Linked DNA regions of Homo sapiens: region 1 is linked to region 2. A link is an interaction called in ENCODE POLR2A ChIA-PET data of the cell type or tissue named here. Cell type or tissue: A673. All regions are shown on one strand. Links, peaks and the distances in the headings refer to the core of each region. The heading gives the core; the rest is flanking DNA. Region 1 overlaps PSMB5 (proteasome 20S subunit beta 5). Region 2 holds the start of OR4E2 (olfactory receptor family 4 subfamily E member 2).

Region 1 (14,847 bases), core at 5,704-8,203, 1.4 Mb after region 2:
AAAAAACAAAAAAGACCATCCTGGCTAACACGGTGAAACCCCGTCTCTACTAAAAAATACAAAAAAAACAAAAATTAGCGGGCATGGTGGCGGGCGCCTGTAGCCCCAGCTACTGGGAAGGCTGAGGCAGGAGAATGGCGTGAACCTGGGAGGCAGAGATTGCAGTGAGCCGAGATTGCGCCAATGTTGCCTGGGCGACAGAGCGAGACTCTGTCTCAAAAAAAAAAAAAAGAAATTCACAAAACAAGTAATTTTAATTTGTCTTAATTTTAAAAATTAATATACGTTTCATAGTTTTTTTGTTTTTGTTTTTGTTTTTTTGTTTTTTTGAGACAGAGTTTCACTCTTTCACCCAGGCTGGAACGAAGTGGTACAATCTTGGTTCACTGCAACCTCTGCCCCCTAGGTTTAAGTGATTCTCCTGCCTCAGCCTCTGAGTAGCTGGGATTACAGGCGCATGCCACCACACCTGGCTGATTTTTGTATTTTTAATAGAGACAGAGTTTCATCACCATATTGGCCAGGCTGGTTTTAACTCCTGAATTTAGGTGATCCACCTGCCTTGGCCTCCCAAAGCACTAGGATTATAGCCATGAGCCACCGTGCCTGGCCCATAGTATGTTTAAGAGCAGCAAAGGGCATCTTAAAATTAAACAATATGGGAGTCACAGTGCTAAGAAGGGTAGGAACCACTGGCAAAATGACACCATAGTGAAATCATTCATTAATTTTTTTTTTTTTTTTTTTTTTTGAGATGAAGTCTCGCTCTTGTTCCCCAGGCTGGAGTGCAATGGCGCAATCTCGGCTCACTGCAACCTCCACATCCCAGGTTCAAGCGATTCTCCTGCCTCAGGCTCCCGAGTAGCTGGGACTACAGGTGCCTGCCACCACGCCTGGCTAATTTTTGTATTTTTAGTAGAGACGAGGTTTCACCGTGTTGGCCAGGCTGGTCTTTTTTTTTTTTTTTTTTTTTTGAGACGGAGTCTCGCTGTCGTCCAGGCCAGACTGCAGTGGCGCTATCTCTGCTTACTGCAACCTCCGCCTCCCGGGTTCTCGCCATTCTCCTGCCTCAGCCTCCCGAGTAGCTGGGACTACAGGCGCCTGCCACCATGCCCGGCTAATTTTTTTTTGTATTTTTAGTAGAGATGGGGTTTCACTGTGTTAGCCAGGCTGGTCTCGATCTCCTGACCTCAGGTGATCCGCCTGCCTCGGCCTCCCAAAGTGCTGGGATTACAGGCGTGAGCCACCGCGCCTGGCAATCATTCATTAATTCTGTATTTTTTTTTTTTTTGTAGTGGAGTCTTGCTCTGTTGCCCAGGCTGGAGTATAGTGGCTAGTGGAATCTCTGCTCAGTGCAGCCTGCGCTGCAGTTCAAGTGATTCTCTTGCCTCAGCCTCCCAAGTAGCTGGGATTACGGGTGCACACCACCACACCCAGCTAATTTTTGTATTTTAGTAGAGACAGAGTTTCACCACGTTGGCCAGGCTGGCCTCGAACTCCTGACCTCAAGTGATCCACCCACCTCGGCCTCCCAAAGTGTTAGGATTACAGGCGTCAGCTAATGCACCTAGCCTCATTAATTCATTTATTAAAAGTACATTTATTATATATCTTTCCTGAGTAGCCAACAGCATGCTAGACACTGTGGGGGAACAAGTAAAAACTACACTATAGTGCTTAACTGAAAAAGCAGGCAGACATGCCAGGAAACAACCAGAGACACTACATAGATGCTGTTTGATGTGGCACATGCCTAAGGCTGTTTTTTGATTTGTTTTGTTTTGTTTGAGACAGGGTCTAACTCTGTCACCCAGGCTGGAGTGCAGTGGTGCGATCACAGCTCCCTGCAGCCTCATGTCCCAGGTTCAAGTGATCCTTTTGCTTCAGCCTCCTGAGGAGCTGGTACTAGAGGTATGTACCACCACACCTGGCTAAATTTTAATATCTTTTGTAGAGATGGGGGTCTCATTATTTTGCCCAGATGGTCTTGAACTCCTGAGCTCAAGTGATCCTCCCACCTTGGCCTCCCAAAGTGTTGGGATTATAGGTGTGAACCATGGCACCTGGCCCTAAGGCTGTTTAAATGAGATGTAGAACAGTGCTGACCCCTAGCCAAGGACCGCACTTGGATTGATCCACCTTTATGCATTTTTCCTCTTTAGGAGGTGCTTGGAAATGCAGGACTATGCTGAATATGTTGTGTTGGTTTAAAATGCTCCATTGCTTTCTTTTCTAAAGACTAAGCTATGAGCGCAAACTCAAGACTCAAGGGAGACATGGTGATTATGAGCCCTCCCACATAACCATGGTGCTCAGAGGATTCCCTCTAATCAGACAATACCACACATCACCGCTGGAGATAAGCTGCTGTGAAAAAAAGCCTGTGTATTGTGTGAAACTCTGTATGCATGGGGAGGCTTAGAGTGCATAGGTGTCTCTGGGATAGTGATGGTGTTGAGGCTAGAATGAGAAAAGAGCTGCGGTCGTGCAAAAACATCCCCTCTACCTTGGTGCCTTGTAGGCTACACCTACTTCTATTTGGACCTACTTATTTCTCGTCTTACCTGACATGTGCTATTCCTCAGTCTTCCTGGGAGGTAGTGGCTTCCCTCTCCTGACTTAGGCACCCTAGGCCCTGATCTGCAGGCATGTTTGCAGAAAAGAGGATGAGTTATGTGTGTATGATGTGTGTTGCCAGGGAGTATGGAGGTGTGGGGAGAGAAGGCTTCTTAGTGAACCTAAAAACAAATTTTCGAAGGTACTGGATCTGTGATCCTGCCTCACTCACCCTGTTACTTTTACGACACAGGTTTCTAATTTTCTGTCTTCGGCCTGGCTGGATTGAGATGGGGGTTGTGAGAGCCCAAACCTTCTTTCCAACCTCGCATAAGTGGTGTAGACATGGAGAGATTCTTGCAGAATTTAAGTGACTGTGACAGTACAGGGGCAACACACAGAGAGGCACGTGTTCATTACGTATGGCTGGAGAAATTATCTGTCTCCAGGGGGACATGTTTCACTGTGCATTAGCTTCGAGCCGCTTCCTTCCTCCCTGTTTTTCTGCCCACTCTCTCTATCACTGTCCTTCTTAGTCTCCTTTCCCACTCCCTGTCTGCCCCCATTCACAGTCCAGCTCTGCCTGTCAATATCTCCATCCATCTTTCTCTGCCACGTTCACATCTCCCTCTGCACTTTGCTCAATCTCGCGCTTGCTGTCTGGGAGTCGCTTTTGTTTGTCTCTGGTTTGTCTCTTGTTCTCTCTAGTTCACTTTCTGCCATTCCATCTGTTTTCCTCTATAATACCAGCTTTTTGGGTACCCTGCAGTTAATGATAACCTTTTCTTGTTACAGTAAAGCCTATAAGCAGCCCTTGGTTTATTGATTGATTGGTTTTTATTTAAACTCTGCAAAGGAAAGAGAATTTTTATAAAGTGAGAGAGCAGAGAGAAAACATGGAACGAGGCAAAGGGAGGAACAGCCTAAGATGGGGCCGGGGATAAGTAATGGGAAGCATCAGAACGTGTCGAACCCATGGTGTCTTATTTCTTTTCAAATAAACTGGGTCATATCTTTATGGCTGATGACAGCTTAATCTGGACCATAAAGAGTTAAATACCAGCTTAAGCTTGGCACCTAACTCAGAGGCAAAAGCTTCTGGGAGAAATGAGTTGGGTCAAATAAGCCCAAGAAGCTGACGTGGGTAGAATTTCTTCTGCTTGACCCACTAACAACTGCAAAGGGGACATTTTAGAAATGTTTTTTATTGAAATGCTTCAGTGGGGGCAGAGCTCCTGGAAACCAGAACTTGGCTCTGAAGCCACGCCTGGGGAGCACGGGAGGCTGACTTGGGGGGAAAAAGAGGGGTGGCCCAGGTCAGGTAGAAGGTGGCAGCAGCTGCTGATCAGGGCAGTTCTGATTGCTGTTTGAGCTCCCTCTTGCCCACTATAATTAAAGCATTCCCAGTATGATTCTGGCTTCCTGAAGGGAAACTAGAATTTATAAAAACAAACAAGAAACAAACGCAAAACAGCAGAGGTGCTTGGTTGCAATATATGTATATTTTAAATTATAGAGCACTGCTCTATACTCCATACAGTTTCAAAGTCCGTATCTGTTATAGCCCTGGGAGCAGGTCAGGGGAAGATCTAACAAAAGAAACAAAAATAAAAGAAAATTAAAAACCTAAATGTATCCACCGAAAATTAGATATGGTCATGTAGATTCTCTCCTAACCCAATCATCCTATCCTTGTTACTCCTGACACAAGGGAAATGCTCCCCTCAAAATTTCCATCCACCTTTTTTTTTCTACTTTATTCTCTTTTCATCCCACCTCTTTCTTCCTTCCCCTAACAGACCACATAGAATCCGTGGGCCAGAATAAATCAGTTATTTTATTTCCCCTCGGAGGATGTGACCTTCCACTCCCCAAATGGCTCTGACAGTTTTCTCATTTGCTAGCTGAGGAGGATATCAAGAGACACTGACCTTCTGGTTTTGCCTAAAGAGGAACACTCAGTAACTATTATCCTTCAGTCTTTGATTTGCGTTAACTGTGCCCTTCCTCCCTCCTCCCCCACATCCTCACCTACCTTTTCACCTTCCTTCATGAACATTCTACTCACCCCACAGTGCACTGCTACTCCCCACAGCCCTCCCTTGCCTGGTGTGCAGATGCTGGAAGGCTAGCAAGAGAAAGCAAGGGGCCTCCAGGAGTATTTGCTCCCTATTTAATCAGATTAGTCCCATCACCTACCCCGAGGAGCCAGATTTTGGTGTTACTGAGTTATCTGTTGAGGGAAGAGAAGTTGTCAGACATCACTTAAAGAGCCCAGTCCCTTGGACGCCTGGGAACTGCTGAGAGAAATTAATCTTCCAGCTATTTAAGGCGATTTCTTTTCCATCATCCTTTGTCAAGAGGACTGTACTGGGAAATGAATCTGATGGGAGTCCCTGAACTGGTACACTCCACTCAAAAACATCTCTCCAATCCTATGCGGCATCCATCATTCCCACACAAGCGGAGACACACATCGCTGCAAAGCCAATTTCCCCCCAGTAACCATCAGCAAGAAATCACAAATGCACAGGGTGGATACCACTAGCCTACAGACTTGCAGTTTTTCCCTACCTCTGCTCTACTTTCTTCCCAGAAAAACCTACCACAAATCGAGCTCTTCCATTAAATGAGTCTTTTACCCAAGACCCAGGAAGGTAGATCAACAGGGATATGCCAGAACAGAACATGCATTTTCTCTTCTAACATAAGGACTCTGCCAGTGCAGAATAGGTGTTTCCGTTAAACAGCTAAACCACTGCCAAAGCAAAGTGTGAGACAGAAACAGGGCAAAGGGTTGCATTGTTTCACGATCATCTCTTCTCTCCAGAATGAATTTTCTGTTCATGGACCAAAGCTGGGGTCTTATGCTCTCTGGGGTCATGTAAGGAAATTCCAATCTTCAATTCTCTTTCTATCCTTAAGGCTATTTCCCAGGGAAGAGGTGTTCAAATTGTGTTCCTTGAGGTTCCAAGAAGTGCCAGGGACTGTGTATGTGTATGGGGCTAACAAAGGGTGCTGCGGGGAGTGGCTGGATGGGGAAGCTCAATAGTGGAGGCTCTGGACCTCTCAGCTCAATTTCAACCTCTGATTTTTTTTTCAGGCATTGGGATTTCTCCTAAGAGTGCTTTTTTTTTTTTCTTTTTTTTTTTTAAGATCTGCAAACCAATGTCCTAAGTGGGAGGAAGATGACCTACCTGTGCTTCTCACGCAGCTAACCATTTCCCAACAGTCTACGAGAAGGAAGATGTAGCTTGGGTCCTGCCTATTTCTTTCTTTCTTTTTTTTTTTAGATGGAGTTTTGCTTTTGTTGCCCAGGCTGGAGTGCAATGGCACCATCTCGGCTCACTGCAACCTCTGCCTCAGCCTCCCAAGTAGCTGGGATTACAGGTGCCTGCCACCACACCCAGCTAATTTTTCGTATTTTTAGTAGAGACAGGTTTCACCATGTTGGCCAGACTGGTCTCAAACTCCTGGCATCAAGTGATCTGCCTGCCTCCGTCTCCCAAAGTGCTGGTGCTGGGATTACAAGCCTGAGCCACTGTGCCCCGCCCAGCTCCTGCCTATTTCAACCATGTAGTCTGAGTCCACACCAGCAGCTCCCTGACTGCAGGGGCTCCTGAGATACTTTCCTGCAAAAAATTTCCTTAGGCACGAGTCATTTGTTTTCCAAACCCCCTTCTCCGATTTCACTAATTCCCAATTTCCCTGCATTTGACAAATGCAATTAACAAGCCTCGATCAGTTCCTGGCCGACAGCCCTCATCAATCAATACGAAGACTGCACAAGGCTGAGGGGGAAGGGAAGGTAGCTGCAGTACAGGAGAGGAGGGTTTACCCCCTCTTCTTCTGTGAATGACTTCTCCAAACCTCTCAGTCTCAAAACATGACACTGGGTTGTCACCTTCACCAACCACTTTCTGCCTTCTGACTAAATACAAGGTGGTATTGTTTGTGTCCTCCGCTCCCATTTTTTAAAGGTTTCTCCCATCAACCTCCTCTATCCCCTGTCTTCTCTTTAACAGAAGGCCTTGCCATCTGCTGCCACCATAGCTTGGGAACTCCCCCCAGCCCCAACAGTGCTGGGTGTGATAAATCAGCCATCTCTCTGCTCTCAGCAGGGCCTCTTCCCCACCCACACATTCCAGTGACAATTTAGTGCTGCTTCCTGACCAGGAGGCTATAAAATCACCATCACTACCCTCTCCCCTCCACACATATGCACTGGAGGACCAAAAGGACAAGGGTCACCAAGCTTGTGGTTACTACTGCTTTCACAGCCACTTCTTTGTCCTCCCCTTCCCAGGGTCCAAGCCTTCCCTTCCCAGTTGGTTTAAGAGTCAAGATTTACCCTCTTCACCCTTCCGCTCTGCATGTAGCCTCAGCCTCCCTTCCCCCACCACAGGGTGACAGCCTTTTCCGCTGGAGCCCTGCCTGGTACAGCCCTGTGCATCTTTCCACCTCATCAACTTTTCATCTCTTTGTAAACCAAATCGAGAAGTGTCTCCCTCCTCCCTGCCTCTCTCTCCTTCTCCGTTATTAGCTTCATGAGTGGGGACATTAATGTATTCACTAGACAATGTCTTCACACCACTGTTTCCTGTAATTACAGTCACTTCCCTTCCACTGTCCTGGCTTATTTGACTGAAAAGTGCTTGGAGGAGGGACAGTGTGGACAAAAGATGCAACACAGGCTGAGATTGAGTAGTGAGTAGTGTAATGTTAACATCCAAGAAAGTAAAACAAATAGTCACCTCTGCAGCAGCTCATTAATGACTGGTAACACATAGAGGTCAATGTGCCAGAGCTTAAAAAAAAGTACTGATACAATTGAAGGCCCTTCCACTATAAATAGGATGGAGGATGGGTCACTGTGTCCGTATTACCAATGACAGTCACCCCAAGAAACACAAGCAGCTGCATCCACCCTCTTTCAGGGGGTAGAGCCACTATACTTCTCATGTAGATCAGCCACATTGTCACTGGAGACTCGGATCCAGCCATCCTCCCGCACGTGGTAGAGGTTGACTGCACCTCCTGAGTAGGCATCTCTGTAGGTGGCTTGGTAGATGGCTCGACGGGCCAGATCATAGGCCTGCTCCACTTCCAGGTCATAGGAATAGCCCCGATCCATGACCCCATATGCATACACAGAGCCAGAACCTACAGAGAAGGTGGCCCCTGAAATCCGGTTCCCTTCACTGTCCACGTAGTAGAGGCCTGGAAAGGGAGATGAGGTTAGCAGGAAAAAAAAAAAGATCACCCCTTTTGATATCTAATTCATATGCCAAGGCAGTAGTTCTTTTTTTTTGAGATGGAGTTTTGCTCTTGTTGCCCAAGCTAGAGTGCAATGGCGCAATCTCGGCTCACCACAACCTCCGCCTCCTGGGTTAAAGTGATTCTCCTGCCTCAGTTTCCCAGGTAGCTAGGATTACAAGCGCTCGTAACCACGCCCAGCTAATTTTTGTATTTTTAGTAGAGACGGGGTTTCACCATGTTGGTCAGGCTGGTCTTGAACTCCTGACCTCTGGGGATCTGCCCTTCTCGGACTCCCAAAGTGCTGGGATTACAGGCGTGAGCCACCTCGCCCGGCCAGCAGTAGTTCTCTTAAAACCTAGAATAAAATTTAAAAAAATAAAAAAATAGGCCGGGCGCGGTGGCTCATGCCTGTAATCCCAGCACTTTGGGAGGCTGAGGTGGGCAGATCACCTGAGGTCAGGCGTTTGAGACCAGCCTGACCAACATGAAGAAACCCCATCTCTACTAAAAATACAAAATTTGCCAGGCGTGGTGGCACATGCCTATAATCCCAGCTACTCAGGAGGCTGATGCAGGAGAATCACTTGAACCTGGGAGGCAAAGGTTGCGGTAAGCCAAGATCGCGCCATTGCACTCCAGCCTGGGCAACAAGAGTGAAACGCTGTCTCAAAATAATATAATAAATAGGCCAGGCGCGGTGGCTAACGCCTGTAATCCCAGCACTTTGGGAGGCCGAGGCGGGTGGATCACGAGGTCAGGAGATCGAGATCATCCTGGCTAACACGGTGAAACCCCGTCTCTACTAAAAAACAAAAAATTAGCCAGGTGTGGTTGCGGTCGCCTGCAGTCCCAGCTACTCAGGAGGCTGAGGCAGGAGAATGGCGTAAACCCGGGAGGCGGAGCTTGCGGTGAGCCGAGATCGCGCCACTGCACTCCAGCCTGGGAGACAGAGCAAGACTTTGTCTCAAAAAAAAAAAAAATAATAATAATAATAATAAATAAATAAAATAATATATATATATATAAAAGAGAAACCCAGGGAAGCCAACATAAATACAAGATAGGACTTCTATAAAATTATTATTATTTTTTTAAAAGCTAGCTGAGTGTGGTGGTGCATGTCTGTGGGAGGTTGAAACAGGAGGATTGTTTGAGCTCAGGACTTGCAGGCTGCAGTAAGCTATAATCACACCACCACACTCCAGCTTGGGCAACAGACTGAGATGCTGTCTTCAGGAAAAAAAAAAAACCTGAAGGAATAAAATTTAATATTAAGACTCCAGGATTCTACAACATACCACCCCATCTCACCTTATATTATAATAACTACCTTGCCATGTTGCCGATCCTCTCAGCACACCCACAAAACAAGTACATTCCAAATGACTTAGGTTTCAAGCACAGAACTTCAGACACTGTGAAAGATAACATTTAAAACATAATCCCCGGCCAGGCGCAGTGGCTCAAACCCGTAATCCCAGCACTTTGGGAGGCCGAGGCAGGTGGGTCACCTGAGGTCAGGAGTTCAAGACAAGCCTGACCAACATGGAGAAACCCTGTCTCTACTAAAAATACAAAATTAGCCAGGCGTGGTGGCGCATGCCTGTAATCCCAGCTACTCAGGAGGCGGAGGCAGGAGAATCACTTGAACCTGGGAGGTGGAGTTTGCAGTGAGCCGAGATCGCACCACTGCACTCCAGCCTGGGCAACAAGAGTGAAACTCTGTCTCAAAAAACAAACAAACAAAACATAATCCCCACTCCCCCATCAAAAGACCCCATAATCCCAGTCACTTGAGCCCAGGAGGTTGAGGCTACAGTGAGCTGTGATTATGCCACTGCACTGCAGCCTGTGTGACAGAAAAACAAACTCCATAATGCCAGAACTCAAAGAGTTTAGACTATCTGGAGAACAAGACATACTTTACACAGGAGGATAATAAAGCCTAGAGTTTGTAATCACATTGTAAAGACCTGCACTGTCCATATGGTAGCCACTAGCCACACAGGACTAGTTGAGCATTTGAAATGAACTAGTACTACCTGCTAACATAATATTTTGGATTTATTAGGTTAAACAAAATATATTGAAATTAATTTTTTTTAATTTTAAAAGCGTAGCTAGTATAAAATGTAAAATTACATATATGGCTCACATTATATTTCTATTGCTGGTATAGACCAGGGTTTGGCCAGGCCAACTGCCTTTATTTTTGTAATTAAAATGTTATTGGAACAGAGCCACTGTTTCCATACTGTCTATGGTTGTTTTGTGCAACACCGGCAGAGTTAAGTATTTGAGACAAAGATTTAGGCCTGCAGACCTAAAATATTTACTATTTGGCCCTTTATGAAAAAACTAGCTGACTTTTGGTACAGATGAAAATTTAGACAAAGTGTTCAATCCCAACTGCCTACTGGATCCCTCCAGCTGGATGTCTTTGTCATCATGTACAGATTCAAACTTCCTAAACTTAGATACCAGTGGTTCTCCATTACCTACCACACTCATCTCTCTTGTGCGCCACAAACCCACGCTTCCTCCTGTCTTCTGAAATTCTGCCAATAGCATCACTACTCTTTTTCCTGTTTCAGTGATTCTCACATCTCACTGTGCACTAGAGTCATCTAACAAAGATTTTTTTCAAAAATGCACAGGACTTACCCTAGGTATTTTTTATAACTGGTGTGGGGTGGGAAACAGGTATGGAACTTGTTTTTTAAGTCCCCCAGGTGATTTTAATGCAAGCCAGCTTGAGCACCTCTGCCCTTATTGGTTTTCAGGTTCAGGTGATTCTGATGTCTACCTTACTCCTTTCTCTGGCCCCTCCTCAGCCCCAGTGCCATGCTCTCTTGCCTAGAGGGGGGTCATCATCTGGTTCCAAAGTACCCTTCTGGCTTTATGGCTCACTATTCCCCTTCACCCACTTAGTTCCAATTAAACTGGACTTTCAGTTACTCCTCAAAAGCTCATGCTTCTTTCCTCCCTTTCTTTGTTATGTTCCCTTTCCCTTTTTTACATCCAGGACAACCACCACCAATCCATGAAGTCTTCCCCAATTCCTCCCATCATAAGTAATCTCTTCCTCCTCAAAACTCCTTCCGCATTTGACTGGTTCTTTTTATTTATTGATTGACTGACTGATTTTTGAGACAAAGTTTCTTTCTTGTTTCCCAAGCTGGAGTGCAATGGCACAATCTCAGCTTACTGCAACCTCTGCCTCCCAGGTTCAAGTGATTGATTCTCCTGCCTCAGCCTCCTGAGTAGCTGGGATTACAGGCATGCACCTCCAGGGTTCAAGAGATTCTCCTGCCTCATCTCCCTGAGTAGCTGGGATTACAGGCATGTGCCACCACAGCCGGCTAATTTTGTATTTTTTTTTTTTGAGATGGAGTCTTGCTCTGTTGCCCAGTCTGGAGTGCAGTGGCACGATCTCAGCTCACTGCAAGCTCCACCTCCTGGGTTCACGCCATTCTCCTGCCTCAGCCTCCCAAGTAGCTGGGACTACAGGCGACCACCACCACGCCCAGCTAATTTTTTGTATTTTTAGTAGAGATGGGGTTTCACCGTGTTAGCCAGGATGGTCTCGATCTCCTGGCCTCGTGATCCGCCCGCCTCGGCCTCCCAATAATTTTGTATTTTTAGTAGAGACAAGGTTCCACCATGTTGGTCAGGCTGGTCTCGAACTCCTGATCTCCGGTGATCCACCCATCTCGGCCTCCCAAAGTGCTGAGATTACAGGCATGAGCCACCATGCCCAGCCAACTGGTTCTTTTAAAAACGGTATTTATCAGGCCAGGAGCTGTGGCTCACGCCTGCAATCCCAGCACTTTGGGAGGCCGAGGCGGGTGGATCATGAGGTCAGGAGATTGAGACCATCCTGGCTAACACAGTGAAACCCCGTCTCTACTAAAAATACAAAAAATTAGCCGGGCGTGGTGGCGGGCACCTGTAGTCCCAGCTACTCGGGAGGCTGAGGCAGGAGAATGGCGTGAATCCGGGAGGCGGAGCTTGCAGTGAGCAGAGATGGCACCACTGCACTCCAGCCTGGGCGACAGAGCGAGACTCCGTCTCAATAAAAAAAAAAAAAGGTTATTTATCTTATTCAGCCTTGGGTTAACTAGTCATCCTTTGGTATATGAAGGGGATTTGTCCCAAGACCCCTGCATATACCAAAATCTATGCACACTCAAGTCCCAAAGTTGGCCCTGCAGAACCTGCATATATGAAAAGTTGGCCAGATATGGTGGCTCACGCCACCCAGCACTTTGGGAGGCTGAGGCAGGTGGATCACCCGAGGTCAGGAGTTTAAGACCAGCCTGGCCAACATGGTGAAACCCTGTCTCTACTAAAAATACAAAAGTTAGCTGGCAGGGTGGCGGGTGTCTGTAATCCCAGCTACTCGGGAGGCTGAGGCAGGAGATCACTTGAACCCAGGAGGTGGAGGTTGCAATGAACTGAGATCGCGCCATTGCACTCCAGCATGGGTGACAAGAGGAAAACTCCATCTCAAAAATAAATAAATAAATAAATAAATAAATTGGTCCTCTGTATATTTGGGTTTCAAATTCTGGGAATGTGTATTTTCAATCAGAATTAGGTTGAAAAATACCTGCGTATAAGTGGACCTGAGTGATTCAAACCCATGTTGCTCAAGGGCCAACTGTAATATGAGGCAAGGGGCTGACTCACAATGAATGGGACAGGGTCATCAGGAAGGCCTCTTGAAGAAGGCACTGTTTAAATGATGCTCAGTCTCCCTGGATTTTCCTTGTTACCCGGTCCCTGTACTCTTTTACACTGTTTCCATCACCTAGAACAAATCCGCCAGCTAAAGGTTCAAAGCAACATTTCCAAAATGCTTCCCTGGATCACGTAAAATGTATGGAACTGTCTTTTCCCACCTTTCAGAGAAAAGCATCTCAATTTCCAAAGTAACAAAGTGAGCTCCTCTCTCACATCCGGTTTTTAATTTCCTTTCATCCTCCATTGGGTAGTAAGTGGATACTCCCTACAGCCCTTTCTATTCTCGTTTGAAAGCAAGTGAAAAAGTGGTAGGTACCCTATAATTGTTCTATAAGATAACTAGGTATTTAGTAAGCAGGTAAATGAATGAAGCAAAATCAAAAGGAGGAAAGAATAATTATTTTTAAGCATATGGAAGGGAAAATTAGAAGGTGACTAGCTATACTCCAACTTTACTAAACGGGCAATTCAAAACTGGCTGATGAGGAAATGACATTAAATACAAAGTTGAACTGTCTGGCAAGTTTCTTAAATGCTGGAAAGGAAAAACAGGCTAAGGAACTTATTTTCAGAGATGATAGAACCGGACCTAGCATGATTGTAAGGGTGATTATAACCAGCAAAGAAATAAAAGAAATGAGCCCAGGACTAGGCGCAATGGCTCACTCCTGTAATCTCAACACTTTGGCAGGCTGAGGTGGGCAGATCACCTGAGGTCAGGAGTTCAAGACCAGCCTGGCCAACATGGTGAAACCCTGTCTCTACTAAAAATACAAAAATTAGACGCGCATGGTGGCATATGCCTGTAGTCTCAGCTACATGGAAGGTTGAGGCAGGAGAATCACTTGAACCTGGGAGGCAGAGATTGCAGTGAGCTGAGATCCCGCCGCTGCACTCCAGTCGGGGCGACAGAGCGAGACTCCATCCCCACCCCCTCAAAAAAGAGAGGAGCCCAAAAGGCCCCTTCTAGGCCAAAGACTCTCTAAAGAAAAAAAGAGAAGAGGCCGGGTGCAGCGGCTCACGCCTTTAATCCTGGCACTTTGGGAGGCTGAGGCGGGTGAATCACCTGAGGTCAGGATTTCGAGACCAGCCTGGCCAACATGGTGAAACCCCATCTCTACTAAAAATATAAAATTAGCTGGGCATGCTGGTGGGCGCTTGTAATCCCAGGTACTTGGGAGACTGCGGCAGGAGAATCACTTGAACCCAGGAGGCAGAGGTTGTAGTGAGCTGAAACAATGCCATTACACGCCAGACTGGACGATCGGAGTGAAACTTTGCATCTCAAAAAAAGAAAAAAAGAAAAAAACAGAAGAGAAATGACTAACTTTTGAGGGACAACCATATATTAGAGTCCAATACAGTAGCCACAAGCCACACATGGTCAATGAACACTTGAAATAGCACTACTGCCACATGTGGGATTCAACGAATTCTTTTTTTTGTTTTTTTTTTTGAGACAGAGTCTCGCTCTGTTGCCCAGGCTGGAGTGCAGTGGCACCATCTCGACTCACTGCAAGCTCCGCCTCCTGGGTTCACACTATTCTCCTGCCTCAGCCTCCTGAGTAGCTGGGACTACAGGCGCCTGCCACCACGCCTGGCTAATTTTTTGTATTTTTGGTAGAGACGGGGTTTCACCTTGTTAGCCAGGATGGTCTCGATCTCCTGACCTCGTGATCCACTGTCTCAGCCTCCCAAAGTGCTGGGATTACAGGAGTGAGCCACCACGCCCGGCCTTCAACGAATTCTTAAATTCTTTTTTTTGAGACAGAGTCTCACTCTGTCGCCCAGGCTGGAGTGCAGTGGCGCGATCTCTGCTCACTGCAACATCCACCTCCTGGGTTCAAGCAATTCTCATGCCTCAGCCTCCTGAGCAGCTGGTATTACAGGCGCCCGCCACCACGCCGGGCTAATTTTTGTATTTTTAGTAGAGATGGGGTTTCGCCATGTTGGCCAGGCTGGTCTTGAATTCCTGAACCTGGGGGCGGAGGCTGCAGTGAGCTGAGATCATGCCACTGCACTCCAGCCTGAGCGACAGAATGAGACACAGTCTAAAAAAACAGGAAAAAAAAAAAGAGAGAAGGAAGGGCTAAGGACCTAATTACACTTCTTCAGCATTGACACCAAGCCCTTTAATTCATCTGTCCATCCAACCCCTCCTCACTGTAGTGTCAGCCCAAGGATCATGTGGTTGCAGCTTAACTCACCAGGGCCTCTCTTATCCCAGCCACAGATCATGGTGCCCATGGACAGCCCCATGCCTTTGTACTGATACACCATGTTGGC
Region 2 (14,847 bases), core at 5,842-8,341:
GTTTAGTTGAGGAAGCAACAGTAAGAAAGTCACTGTCAGGTAGCTGAGAAGCAGGTTGTGGACTTGCTGTCCCATCCAAACAACTGCAGCGAGATAAATGATCATGGCCATGAAACACATTTCAGGCTTTTCTTCCTTCAGTGCGAAGATTTGTTTCCACCAGTCCATAGCTCTGCATTGAGTTTTTAGTAGATTGCTGCAAATTTCATGGAATTTTTGCTGTTGATTGCTGGTGCATTTATTGGAGCCAAAAATGTTAGGTGCTAGAATGGGAACAAGGTAGTCAGCCAAGCACCAAAACACAACAAAAGAGGAAACAGCAGACAGAACAGATGGATCTAGATAGTAGATAATTGAAGCACCAAAGAAACCAAGTCCATGATGGCAGGTGAAAACCAAGCTCTTTCCCATAATAAGACTTTATCCACCATCAACATCACTTTTCCCCATTCTTGCAGCTATTGTTCTAAACTTGCAGTCTCTGCAGCCAGCAAATTGGTGCCGTGGTTACCTCCCTCTGCCATCATCCCTGAAGTGCTGTCTCAGCAAGCACAAACCACCCTCCAACTCAGCCTTCCTCCTGAGATCCACAGGGCGATTCTGGCCACTTCTGCTGTATTCTGTTGGTCACACAGACCCACCCTTATACAGTGTAGAAGGCGATTGCACAGTGGTGTGAATACCAGAGATGATGGAGATCATTGAGGTCATCTTGTTGACTGGCTTCCATTTACCAACTCCTGTCAGCCATTGGTTGAAGGATATTAATTTTATTAATTACCAGGGATATTAATTTTCTAGTATTCAGGGTTTACTATGTACATGGGCAAAGAAAGCGCCAGTTGCCAGAAAGATCCCCTCAGGCACAGAGGTGCTGACAGTTGAAAGTTGGGCCGTCCATGGAAAATGTAAACGGGTTATGCAGAGGAGGGTATTGATAGTGTCAGTCAACCCTTCCACTGCTTTGATACCCTCTTACCCAACATTATATTTGCTTTGTACTGTCATTGATTCCTCAAGGTGGTGGCTGATTACAGTTTCTTAAAAAAAAAAAAAAAAAAGACCTAAAACAGAGGATTTAGCCAGATAAGTAGAGTTGTTGCTGCAGTTGGTCCCAAGACCATCACTGTTATCTATTGTCTCCCTCTTCTATCACTCATTCTAGGCTCCCTCATTCAGCATTCCTGCTGGTCTCAGTTTCTTGCTCTTTGGTGACTCAGACCTTCATCCCTGAAGGGCCCAAGCCCCTGGTTACTGTACCCTTTTCAGACCTTGGTTGATGCAATTACCTCTTCACTGCTATCACCAAGCATGGAAACACCAAGACATGTTCCAATACATCTCTGAGTTCCATTGGTACTTCTCTCTATCCCCGTTACATAGTAGCAACTCTATATCCTCATGATAGTAGTCAATTACCTCTGCCACTATAGTTTTGCCAAATTTGGGGAGTTTTCAGGCATTATTTCTTTGAATACTTTTTCAGTCCCACTTCTTTCCTCTTAAACTCCAATGATATGAACTTAGATCTCTTGTTATTATCCCATAGGTCTCTGAAACTCTGCTCATTTTTCTTTCAGTCTATTTTCTCCCTGTTTTTCAAACTGAGTAAATTCTATTGATCTGTTTAAAGTTTACAGATTCAGTTCTCTGGCATCTCCCCTTTATATTAAATCTATCCAGAGAGCTTTTTAATTTCAGTTATTGTATTTTTCAGTTCTCTGGACTCAGCTGCTGCCTCAAATTCCTGGGCTTAAGAAATCCTCCTTCCTCAGCCTCCCGAGTAGTTGGAACTACAGGCACTCACCACCACGCCCAGCTGATTTTCAATTTTTTGTAGAGATGGGATCTCACTATATTGCCCAGGCTGGTCTCAAACTCCTGGGCTCAAGTGATCCTCCTACCTCAGCCTCCCAAAGTGATGGGATTATAGGCATGAGCCACCATGCCTGGACTCACTTATTGAAGCATTTTTGTGAGAGCTGTTTTAAAGTCCTTTTCCAATAATTTGAGCATCTGATTCGTCTTCGTATTGAATCAGTTGATTGTCTTTTCTCATTTATGTTCTGATTTCCTAATTCTTGGAATGAAAAGTAATTTTTGATTGTAGCCTGGACATTATGGGTTTTTTATTAGGAAACCTGGATCTTATTTAATCTTCTTTTTAGCAGGTAGTTCTCCTGTTGAGATGTAGTGTAAAGTTTGGTGAATATATATGTTCAGTTTCCTGCTGGGTGCCACTGGCACCACCCCACCAAAAGGGGACCATTAAGTCACATTGCCTTATTGCCTCTGAATGGAGATGATCAGCTTTCTGCTGGGCCAGCTGGGAGAGGGGAAAGGAGAGGGCCAACTAGACTTACCTCCTGCCTGGTTGGTATGGCAGGAGTGGAGGCTTAGCTCACCAGTGGTCCTTGTTGACAAGGGAGTGGGAACAGGAACTCTGATTAGCCCTACTTTCCATTGCTTTGTTCAATTACATGGCCACTGGATGGGTGTGGAGGTTCAGCTCCTCACTGGGCATTGCTGACATTGGGGTGGGGGAAGCTGAGTGTTTACTGTCTCACCTCATAGCACCTCATTCTACCTCATTGTTGCTAGGTAGAGATGGAGGCTCAGCTCATTGTTGGACCTCACTGACAGTATCTTGCTGGGAGACTGGAGCACCACCTGCTTCTGCCATCTGGGGAATGGAAGATCAGCTCCCTGTTTGGCCTGCTGACACTACCAAGGGGGAAACCAGAGTGCACAGTGGCTTCTATTGGGAAGGAAGGTGGGGTGGAAGATCAACTTCCTTGCTCACTGACTGAGACCTGGGGGTGTGGTTTATTTGTTGGTGTTTAGCTGGAGCAGGAAGGGTATTGCCAGAAAGATTTCCTGCTGTTAGGCCACCGCCTTTTTCCTTGTCCTTTGGCTAGAAGGAATGGGCTTTCCTTGGAGCTTTTGTTATCTATGCATATTGGTGTCTCCAGGTTGGAGGTTTCTGTAACATCCTGTCCAGAAATTTTTTTGATAAATATTAGGGTGGTATATTATTTTTCCTTTTTTAAAAATTCTAATGTAGTTATTGATATGATTGGTTTAAATCTACCATTTTGTGATTTGTTTTCTATTTTCCCCATTTCTTCTGTGTTCATTTTCTTTCCTTTTTGGTCTAGATTGAGTTTTTTTGTATGTTTGTTTTTGGGTTTTATTTTAGTATTTAATTTTATTTCATCTTCACTATAATCTTATTAGTTATATTACTTTATGTTAGCTGTTGCTCTAGAATTTAGATTATACATCTTTAATATAGTATAACTTCAAGTGATATTATATCATTTCCTGTATGATATAAGAAACTTTCAAACTTCTGTTTTTCTCCTCCCAGGCTTTTTGTTATTACTTTAATATATTTTACTTCTACATGTTATAAATTTCACAATATATTTTTGCTTTATATAGTCAAAATATTTAAAAAGCGATTTAAAAACTGATTATAAAACACTTTGATATTTTTGCCTTACTTATAAAGATTACCTTACCCAGACAACCTGTAAAGTGTGGAGAATATAGATTTATAGATATTGCTTTGAACATCTGCCCAAGCAGTAGAAGAGGCAAATTAGGAAGTGTTTAGCAAGATGCTTCTGGAAGCTAAGTTAGTTCGAGGCTGTATATCAGGCATCCTGGGTACCCACTGACTGGTACCAATTTACTTAGTGTTCATGGGTGAGGTTTCACTTGTCCATGGACTTTGAATCCCTGGTGTGTATGCAGTGGTTATTACAGTGGCTCTACAAACTAATGTCATGCTAATTGCCAAAGGTTTGGAACTCTTCCATATTTGAAGGCTTCTGGATTTTTTGTCCACTTATTAAATGGCTAAATGAATGAGACTAATAACAGGAAGGGCATTGGAATGGAAAACTTTTAATAATACCTCCGAGTATTCATTGATGGCAAGTTCAGTTATGTCATGTGATGATCACTTCAAAATCCTGTGTCAGATAGGTAAAAATTCCAAAGCTTTCAAGCCTAAAATTTACCCTGTGCAGAATTTTGAGTTTCATGATTTTATATCCTAGGCTTCTATAATAGGGTATCAGAGGCGAATGGAATCATTAGAGGAGATACAGAGTAGATGGTAAGTGTGTGATATATATTGAGAACATTTATTTTAAACAAATAAGATAGATAGTTTTTATGTATAAACAAATGTTACTGATTATACATTGAAGAATATTGCTTTGGACTTTAGAAGACAGCCTAAGCTTAATAGAGCTCCTGGGTTGATTGATTTGATTTTATGATGCTGAGTTTTGCTATCCTCTTCCTGCCTCACCTTTATAATGTGATCATGATTATTGTTACTTATTTAAGGTGGGTGCTGAGGTGAGGAGAAAGGAGATAATAGGCTCTTTAAGAAAAGCTTATCTCCTGAGAGTGATAAATGTACAGTGGTCTTCCTAAACTTCACCACAGTCCCATCTTGATGATCATTGCAAAGAAGGTAATTATATTAGTCAGAGTTCTCCAGAGAAGCAGAACCAAAGGTTTTACACACATGCACGCACACACACACACGCATGCACACACACACACGCATGCACACACACACATGCACACACACGCTGCATGCACACACATGCATGCACACACACACAGATGCACACACACACACACGCATGCACACACACATACATAAATTAGTCCTTTGGTATACATGGGAGGATTGGTTTCCAGGATGCCCCTACCAATAGCCAAATCTGTAGTCATCCCTGCAGAACTGGTATATACTAAGTTGACCCTCCATATACATGGGTTTTGCATCCTGTGAGTGCTGCATTTTCAATCTGCGTTTGGTTGAAAAAAAATCTGCGTATAAGTGGACTCAGTTCAAATCCGTGTTGTTCAAGAGTCAACTGTGTGTATATACATTATATATATAAAATGAGAGAGAGAGAGAGAGAGAGAGAGTCAGAGATAGCTTGATTTATTATGAGACTGTGGATTGTGGGTTTGGAAAGTTTAAAGTATTCACAGCAGGGCTGCAGGCTGGAAATTCCAGCAGGAGTTACTGTTGCAGTCTTGAATCTAGAGGCAGTCTGGAAATAGAATTCTTTCTTCTTCTTAGGACCTCAGTCATTTTTCTTAAGGCCTTCTACTGATTACATGAAGCCTCGCCACATTATGGAGGGCAATTTGCTTTACTTGAAGTCTACTGATATAAATATTAATCACATCTAAAAAATACCTTCAAAGCAACAGCTAGATCATAGTTTGACCAAATAACTGGGTACCATGGCCTAGCCACGATGACACAGAAAATTAACTATTATAGTAATTAAAGGGATAAAATTATTACCTGCATTCCATAATGAAAATAAAGAGACTTGCTCAAGTATACGCAGAGTAATATATGAGTTGGCTAAAGGAGCAAAAAGAAGCAGAATCCAAATTTATATATGTATATTGACAGGAAATATGCTTTCATTTGACAATATTTATTAGTTCTGATGCACAAGAATAGACTAAGACAAATTGGCTTTGATTTGCCACAGACCCCTTAAAAATTTTTGTATTTTCTTACCGGGCCCCATGGCTCCAGCCTATAATCCTGGCTACTCAGGAGGCTGAAGTGGGAGGATAGCTTGACACCAAGAACTCGAGACCAACCTGGGAAACATAGTGAGAACTTGTCTCTAAAAAAATTCAAAACACCAACAAACTAGCCAGGTATGGTGGCATGTGCTTGTAGTCCCAGCCACTGGGAACGCTGAAGTGGGAGGATTGCTTGAGTCCAGGAGTTTGAAGCTACAGGGAACTATGATTGCACCATTGTATTACAGCCTGGGTGACAGAGCAAGACTCTGTCCCTAAAAAAAGTTTTAAAAATTTTCTTAATACAAAACTTTAAGCTTAATGTTAGTATCAAGTTATATCCCCTAAAAGTGTGCTTTCTATTAATATGAACTAAAAATGAATACTTTTTTTCTATAAAAAAATTTGTTGAATGCGTCTTAAAATGCAGTTCCAATGGTGCCCATGGTAGTTACTGATTAAAGTGGTAATGGCAAGTAGACGTAGTTCTGTCTTAGTTGGCCTGACAAAAGTCAAAGTATTGTAAAGGAAAAATGTAAAATTTGCAGAAAAGAAAAAGGATTAAAAAAAACCAAGGACCAATATTAAAAAGGCGAAACCGCTGGGCGTGATGGCTCATGCCTGTAAACTCAGCACTTTGGGAGGCTGAGGCAAGAGAATCACTTGAGCCCAGGAATTTGAGACCAACCAGAGCAACATAGCGAAGCCCCTGTCTCTACAAAAAAACCAACCAACCAACCAAAAACAAAAAACAAGAAACACAACAAAACAAACAACCAAAAAAAAAAAAGCAATGAACAAAAAAACAAAAAATTAGCTGGACATGGTTGGTGTGTGCCTGTAGTCCCAGCTACTTGGGAGGTTGAGATGGGAGAATCGCATAAGCCCAGGAAGTTGAGGCTGCAATGAGCTGTGATCATGCCACTGCACTCCAGCCTAGGTGACAGAGTGAGACTCTCTCTCTCTCTCACTCACACACATGTACACATACACACAACTTAAAAAGGTGAAACTGTTCAAACAGAAAGCCAGTTACTAATATCCAAATCAGAGTGTATTTTATTTCATGTTTTTTAGGATTTTGCTTTTTCTGTTTCATTTCTAGAAACAATTATGAGAAAAGTGAATGAAATAACATTATAGTAACTTTATAACAATTAGCTAAAGCATCCCTGCACAACTGGAGAAAACTGGTAAGTTTTACCACTACCTGCGCTGCTTGTCATGCTTTTTGTGGGTCTGCACATGTATGCTCATATGTACATTACGTACTTGGTATTGAGCAAGACTTGTCTGATATGTCACTTAAGTGTGTGTTTAGAAGTTTAATAGAAGACCTTTTAATTTATGAGAGTTGTTTTAACCTCTTTTCTGTCTAAGGAATCAGAATACTTTTTTAACATGTTGCTGCCTATGAAGGCACCTGCACACACAGACAAAACACACATACGCACACCCTCCAGGATTCCTCAAGATGTCTGGGGTTACGACTTGTCACCTTTAGAGTTTGCCACAGCACTGATTTCTTTTTCCTAGTTATCGAACACTCCGTAGGTTATGGAGTCTTGAGGTTGTAAGGGATCAAGACCATCACTTCTGTTTGCTTTTTGGATTTGAATACCTAGAACAGTGCCTGGAATATAGCAGACACTCACACATAATTATAGGATGAATGTTGAATGTTGAAAAGATGAAGTCTTTTTTACTGGCAGATGGCCATTCAGTCTTTGTTTCTAAGAGCAAGGAAGTCCTTACGCAGCAAACCTGTGCTCTGAAAGTCAGTGTACAGATTAGTTTTGGGCTGTTCTGGAGAAGATTTGGAGGACTACAGTTGAGGCCTGGTAGCTCTGCTCCTCTGGGATTTCTTACCCTGGGTCACTCTTTGGGACATAACTCACCATGACTACATCATTGTAATGTATGGAGTTGTGATGTTAAATGCTTCCTTCCTTCCTTCCTTCCTTCCTTCCTTCCTTCCTTCCTTCCTTCCTTTCTTTCTTCCTTCCTTCCTTTCTTTCTTTCTTTCTCTTTCTTTCTTCTTTCTTTCCTTCCTTCCTTCCTTCCTTCCTTCCTTCCTTCCTTCCTTCCTTCCTTCCTTCCTTCCTTCCTTCTTTCTTTGTTTTTCTTTCTTTCTTTCTTTCTTTCTTTTTCTGTCTGTCTCTCTCTCTCTCTCTCTCTCCCCCTTCCCTTCCCTTCCCTTCCTTTCTTTTTTTAACGGAGTTTTGCTCTTGTTGCCCAGGCTGGAGCTCGGTGGCACGATCCCAGCTCACTGCAACCCCTACCTCCCAGGTTCAAGCCATTCTCCTGCCTCAGCCTCCCAAGTAGCTGGGATTATAGGCATGCGCCACCACGCCCAGCTAATTTTGTATTTTTAGTAGAAACGGGGTTTCTCCATGTTGGCCAGGCTGGTCTCAAACTCCCGACCTCAGGTGATCCACCCCCTCGGCCTCCTAAAGTGCTGGGATTACAGGCATAAGCCACTGCACCCAGCCTCTAAATGCTTTCTATGTATGCAGAAGCAAGGACATCATTTTGTTCTTACCCTACACAACCTTCAGCTCTAAAACTTTCACAGCAGTTTTTTTTTTCTCAGAGATTTCTTTCCCAGTTTTAGTTGGTAACTGAGTAGATGGTCTCCTCATATACAGAGAAGAATCAAATCTTTAAAAAATAAACTAAATTTAATATGCTGAAAGGGATTTAGGAGTTAATCCAACTCAGCTCTCTGCAGCCAACTATTGAGTAATAGAAAGGCCTAGGGACAGGAGAATTGGGACAGAATTCCAATCTTGCCATGCAAAAGCTGGGAAAGCCACAAAACACCTCTGAAGCTTACCTGCATCCCATTTTATTAGGGAGATGAACCTGTCAAAGGTTAGAGCGTGTTCCTATGAACTTCTGCCTTGTCTCTTCTTGAGGGTTTAAGCCCTGGCATTCAATCAGTATAGGCAGTTCTCTTATATCAGATCCATCTAAGCAAGACCTTGGAAGCTCTGGATTTTACAAATCCATTTGAGGCTAACACGATAATGGTCTACTGTGATGGAAAATCATGTTCCTCTTGGCAAAAGGAGCCTTCTCTAAGTAACACTTCTCTAAGTGGGTCCTTGCCAAGGATTGAGCCTTTAGTGCTGAAAGAGAGATCAGGTAGAAACAGAGACAAGAGGCAGAGAAAGATAGGGTTGGAGGTATCATTGATGAAAAGTAAAGATGAGTAGGCTGAAACTGGGGTCAGGGAGTAGAGGTCACTGATCTCTGGAAAGTCACGATACTCTTCAGAGGTATGATTTCAAAAAGGGGAAAGTTGTTGCTGTCTACATTGTGGAGCTGCTGTGGGAACTCTAGAGCTCTTGGAAGAAAGGTAAAAAAGGTAGACAAAGAGCAGGAAGAGATAGATTTCATTGACCTTCAGTTTTTTTTTTTAAATGAAGAATTCTAATATACGCAGTATACAATACACAATACTGATGTCTAGTGGGGATTCTGGTGCTTTTAGCTCAATTGCCCCTTTGTAAATAAGATTTCTGCTGATTGCCTTAAAATGGGTAATTATTTTGATGTACAGATCAACTTACCCCCAAATTTTTGGATTTTTCATAATTCTTCCTTGCAGTGCTACTTTGAAAATATCTTTAAAAATTTTATTTATTTTATTTTTAGACAGGGTCTTGATCTGTTGCCCAGGCTGGCTTGCAGTGGCATGATCATAGCTCACTGCAGCCTCAAACTCCTGAGCTTAAATGTTTCTCCTGCTTCAGTCTCTGGAGTAGCTAGGACTATAGACATGTGCCACCACACTCAGCTAATTTTAAAATTTTTGTAGAGATGCAGTGTCACTATGTTGCCCAGGCTGGTCATGAACTCCTGGCCTCAAGCAATCCTCTTGCCTCAGCCTTCCAAAGTGCTGGGAGGCTGAGGCAGGAAGATTGCTTTGTCCTACTTTTAAAACATTAAAAAAATTAATTCAATAAGTATTCAGTGAGTTCTTCCTTTATGCCAGTTACTTTGCTCTGTGGATAGAAAAATGAATGAGATATTTCCCTTCCTTCAGGGAGTGCATAGTTGGATCTTATTGCTACTTAAATCCCATTTTATGTTTTTTTCTTTTAGTTCTTTGGTTAAGAACGTAGGCTCTGAAAAATTCAAATTCCATTTTAGCCAGTTGCTGAGTGACCATGAGTGAATTATTTAATCTTGCAAATATTTTGGGAAGCAATTTGATAATAATATATTTTGAGGTATAATCTTTAAGCTAGTAAACTCATTTCTAGTAATCTATTCCTAACGGAATAATATATTAGAGAAGTTATAATCGTTCAAAAATATGTATTGAGCAACTGCTATGTTCTATATACTTTCCTAGATAATTTGGATGATTCATAGAGCGAAACAAAGATCCCTGTCCTTTTAGAATTTATATTCTAGCAGCAGGAGAAAGAAAATAATAAACAATAGACTAAATAAGTGAATTATACAGTATATTAGAAGGTGATCAGTGCTTTCAAAAAATAAAAAAGGTAGATCAGGATAAAGGGGATCAGGAGTGCTGGAATTCTCGGTGAGTTTTAGTTTTATATTATGTTCATCAGCATAAACCTTGTTGAGAAGGTGATGTTTGAGCAAAGACATCAAGGGGGTGAGGGAGTTAATTATGCCAGTGGTCCCCAACCTTTTTGGCACCAGGGACCAGTTTCATGGAAGACAAATTTTTCCATGGACTGGGGGTGGGGGCGATTGGTTTCAGGATAAAACTGTTTCACCTACATCATCAGGCATTAGATTCTCACAAGGAGTGCACAATCTAGATCCCTCACATGTGCAGTTCACAATAGGGTTTGCGATTGAGGATTTAATGCCAAGGCTGATCTGACAGGAGGCAGAGCTCAGGTGGTGATGCTGAAGCACTCACCTCCTGCTGTGCAGCCTGGTACCCATCTGTGGCCCAGGTGCTGGGGACCCCAGAATTATGGGATATCTGGGGGAAGAGATTCCAAACAGAGGAAGCAGCCAGTGCAGTGGCCCCAGAGTGGGACTGTGTTTTGAGTATTTGAGGAATACCAAGGAGGACAACGTGATTGGAGCTGAAAGGAAGAGTGGTAGGAGACGAGGTCAGAGAGGAAATGGGAAGTTGTGTCATTGAGGGCTTTACAGGCCAAAGTAAAGACTTCACTTACAATGTGTGAACAGGGAGCCATCGAAAGTCTTCGAATTAGTGAAATGATTTAATCTGATCTATTTTTTTTTTTTTTTTTAAAGATGGCATCTCGCTGTGCTGCCTAGGCAGACCTTGAACTTCTGGACTTAAGCGATAGATCCTCCACCTCAGCCTCTTGAGTATTTGGGACTACAGGCACGTGTCACTGCACCCAGCTTGACCTATGTTTTAATAGGATTTCTCACTGTAATGTTGAGAAAGATTGTACCATTATTTTTAATAGTGAGAAATTAGAAACATCATAAATGGCCACAAAGGATGGACTGGGTGCACACATTTGAATACATATATGTGATGAAATGTCACTTGGTTATACACTTATGATATAATACTGAGTGAAAAATAGAATATAAAATTATATGTTTATAATACAATTGGAACAAATTAAAGATAACAGCAGTAGGATAAGAACAAGCTATGGGTATTCTTCTCACTTGCTTTTCCCTGTGCATGCTTTTAATACTTTGTTTTAAAACAAAGTAACCCATGCTTATTATACAAACTTGAACAATTATGAATTATAATGTAAAAATTAATAAAATCCTATCATTTCCTTCAATTCCATACTTCTAGAATTAACTAATGTTAAAATTGATGTGTGTTCGTCAACAACTATCTTGTGTCCTTCTAGGAATAAATATATACAAACATAATTCATGAATATGTATATATGTTTGAATATGTATAAATATTAATATGTTGAAGCATATGCATGTACATATATGCGTAAATATATATGCATACACACACAAATCTTTTTCGATTTCTTTCTTCCTTTGTTCATTCATTCCTTTGTCCCTCCCTTCCTCACTCCCTGCCTTCTTTCCTTCAAGGTTCGTAATATACTCATAATAGGTTCTTTTGCTTAACAATATGTTATTGACATTCCATGAATTAGTAGTTTGTAATCTTGGCTGCACACTGGACTCTCCAAGGAGTATTAATAGTGCTGATGGGTCCAATTGTCAGAAATTCTGAATTGATGGTTTGGCATGAGGCCTGGGTATCAAAATTTATAAAACTTCTTTAAGTGGTTCTAATGTGCAGCCACATTGAGAACCACTGCCTTAGGTTATACATATAGATCCAACTCATTATTATTATTATTCTTAATAGCTCATAATATTCCATACTGTGGCTGTACTAAAATGTGTTTATCTAGTCCTCTATTGAGAAACATTCAGTTTGTTTCCAGTATGTTATTCTACTAAAAAGTCTTTAAACATGTATCTTTAGTTCTTTAGTTACCAGTTTCTTTATTTCTACAAAATACAGTCCTATAAGTAAAGTTGCTGGGTTCAGAGGTATGAGTGTTTAAAATTTTAATTGGCACTGCTAGATTATTTTCCAAAAAGATCTCAATAATACCTACTTCTAGTAGCAGTGTTAAGAGTACTCCTTTCCTTATATCTTTGTTAATCCGATGAATGACAAAAAGTATTTGATTTTCTTTTTAATCTATTACTAATTAAGCATATTTTTATTCATACTTATTTGTCATTTGAAGTTCTTTTTCTGTGACTTAAGTATATCTTTGCTCATTTTTAATTGAGTCGTTTGTCTTTTCTTATCAAGTTTTAAGAGATCTTGGATAACAGGAGTATTCTTTTTTGGTTATCTATGTTACAATATTTTCTTCACGTCTACCTTTTTTTTGATAATTTATATGGCACTATATATTTTGTTATTATTATTATTTTTTTCAGACGGAGTCTTGCTCTGTTGCCCAGGCTTGAGTGCACTGGTGCAATCTTGGCTCACTGCAGCCTCTGCCTCCCTGGTTCAGTTCAAGCAATTCTCCTGCCTCAGCCTCCTGAGTAGCTGGGATTACAGGCATGCACCACTACACCTGGCTAATTTTTGTATTTTTAGTAAAGATGAGGTTTCACCATATTGGTCTGGCTGGTCTTGAACTCCTGACCTCGTGATCCACCTGCCTCGGCCTCCCAAAGTGCTAGGATTACAGGCATGAGCCACCACGCCTGGCTGGCATTATATATTTTAAATTATTGAGAAAGTTTAACACGCTTTATCTCATTTTTATTCATTATGTTTAATATTTTTTCACGTTGGTAGGCCTTTGTCACTATTGTTCCTAATGTAAGCCCCATGACATTGTTCCTGATGTAAGCCCTGTGAACTACTGTTCCTAATGTAAACCCCTAATGTAAGCCTCACGTTATTTTAAATAATACTATAGTTAATATTTCCTTGCATTTAGCTTTTTTCATAGTTTGAATGCTTACAAGTGAAATAATTGGATCAAGAATATAAATTATTTTTGTGGCTTGTGATAATTATTTCCCAACGGTTATAGTTTTTGGCCAGCCATCAGTATAAAAAGTTAGGGTAATATAACTTTAGTATTTATACAATAATATCATATTACGTAATTTAAAGAAGTAAGTTTCTTAAGTATTTTCTTAGCTCCATTGTGAAGGAAGGCTTGAGTTCTTTTTCAGGCTGCCTAAGAAGTTAGGTTCAGTTCAAGTAAAAATTGTTTTTGCATACCCATTGTGTACAAGGCACCTACTAAGTGCTGCAAAGGATAAGTCCTGTGTGGTTACTACTCTTAAAAAAATTTTAGTCTGGGCGCGGTGGCTCACGCCTGTAATCCCAGCACTTTGGGAGGCCGAGGTGGGTGGATCACGAGGTCAGGAGATTGAGACCACCCTGGCTAACATGGTGAAACCCCGTCTCTACTAAAAATACAAAAAAATTAGCTGGGTGTGGTGGTGGGAGCCTGTAGTCCCAGCTACTTGGGAGGCTGAGATAGGAGAATGGTGTGAACCTGGAAGGCGGAGCTTGCAGTGAGCCGAGACCATGCCACTGCACTCCAGCCTGGGCAACAGAGCAAGACTCCGTCTCGAAAAAAATTTTTTTTTTTTGATTTAGTGGAGAGCAAAAATGAACATCTTATTTTACTTTATTTTACAGGTCAAGGACCATAAAAGAAGCCTGAGAGGGAATAGATAGGCTTTGACTGGGTCAGGAAAGTTTTCTTAAAGGTAGTGTTCTTTGAAATAGTCAAAGACAAAGTGAAGGATGAATAGTATTTTTTTCTTCACCTTTAAGTTCATGGATAAGTGTGCAGGATGTGCAGTTTTGTTACATAGGTAAACGTGTGGCATGGTGGTTTACAGCACAGATCGTCAGGTATTAAGCCCAGACCTCCACAGGTGTAGAGTGGGTCCACGTGTTCTCATTATTCAGCTCCCACTTATAAATGGGAACATGTGATGTTTGGTTTTCTGTTCCTGCATTAGTTTGCTGAGGATAATGGCTTCCAAGTCTATCCATGTCCCTGCAAAGGACATGATCTTGTTCCTTTTTATGGCTGCATAATATTTCATGGTGTTATGTACCACATTTTCTTTATTCATTCTATCATTGATGGGCATTTAGGCTGATTCCATGACTTTGCTATTGTAAACAGTGCTGCAATGAGCATACATGTACATGTATCTTTATAATTGAATAATTTATTTTCCTTTGGTTATATACCCAGTAATGGGATTGCTGGGTCAAATGGTATTTCTGGTTCTAGATCTTTGAGGAATCACCACACTGTCTTCCACAATGGTTGAACTAATTTACAGTCCCATCAACAGTGTAAAAATGTCCCTTTTCCTCCACAACCTCACCAACATCTGTTCTTCTGTTGTTTTTTGGCTTTTTCATAATAGCCAATGGTATCTCATTGTGGTTTTGATTTGCGTTTCTCTAATGATCAGTGATGTTGAGCTTTTTTTCCTGTTTGTTGGCCACATAAATGTCTTCTTTTGAGAAGTGTCTGTTCATGTTCTTTGCCCATTTTTAATGGAGTTGTTTGTATATTAATAGTAAACAATGAGGTGAGGAGAGTACACTTGAATAGAGTGTATGTTTTCTGAGCAGAGGGAAAAGAAAAAGTAAAGACAAAGATTTTGGAAGGTAAGTAGGTGGAGGTAGGATGCCTGGAGGACAGTGACTTGCTTGGTCAGAGAGAAGAATTAATAGGGAGAATAAAAGGACACTCACATTGAAAAAATGAAAATGTGCAGCAGACT

The links. ChIA-PET counts read pairs that join two places held together with the same protein. Peaks named below come from ENCODE experiments on the same cell type or tissue, not always from the same donor. Only the 100,000 strongest peaks of a DNase experiment are listed, where the experiment ranks them.
Region 1: POLR2A ChIA-PET joins it to region 2 with 5 read pairs; 1 of 35 experiments calls an interaction of 5 or more read pairs at or near these places.

Annotation. Positions count from the first base shown.
Region 1 is chr14:23,018,600-23,033,446 of GRCh38, forward strand. It overlaps PSMB5 (proteasome 20S subunit beta 5), which reads right to left. Exons shown (of 3, transcript NM_002797.5): 2 at 14,769-14,847; 3 at 7,257-7,776. The coding sequence ends at 7,490. Among named protein-coding and RNA genes, the nearest start is that of PSMB5, 8.9 kb to the right of the region's middle. RefSeq lists an enhancer at 6,518-6,607. In A673, for the core only: no CTCF peak of the experiment used is centred there; DNase peaks (open chromatin) are centred at 6,182, 6,662 and 7,072; H3K4me3 peaks cover 872 bases; H3K27ac peaks cover 2,500 bases.
Region 2 is chr14:21,649,814-21,664,660 of GRCh38, forward strand. OR4E2 (olfactory receptor family 4 subfamily E member 2) reads left to right here and starts at 4,022. Exons shown (of 4, transcript NM_001001912.3): 1 at 4,022-4,126; 2 at 6,689-6,776; 3 at 10,840-10,933. It also overlaps TRA and the pseudogene ARL6IP1P1. In A673, for the core only: no CTCF peak of the experiment used is centred there; DNase peaks (open chromatin) are centred at 7,388 and 7,798; H3K27ac peaks cover 2,401 bases.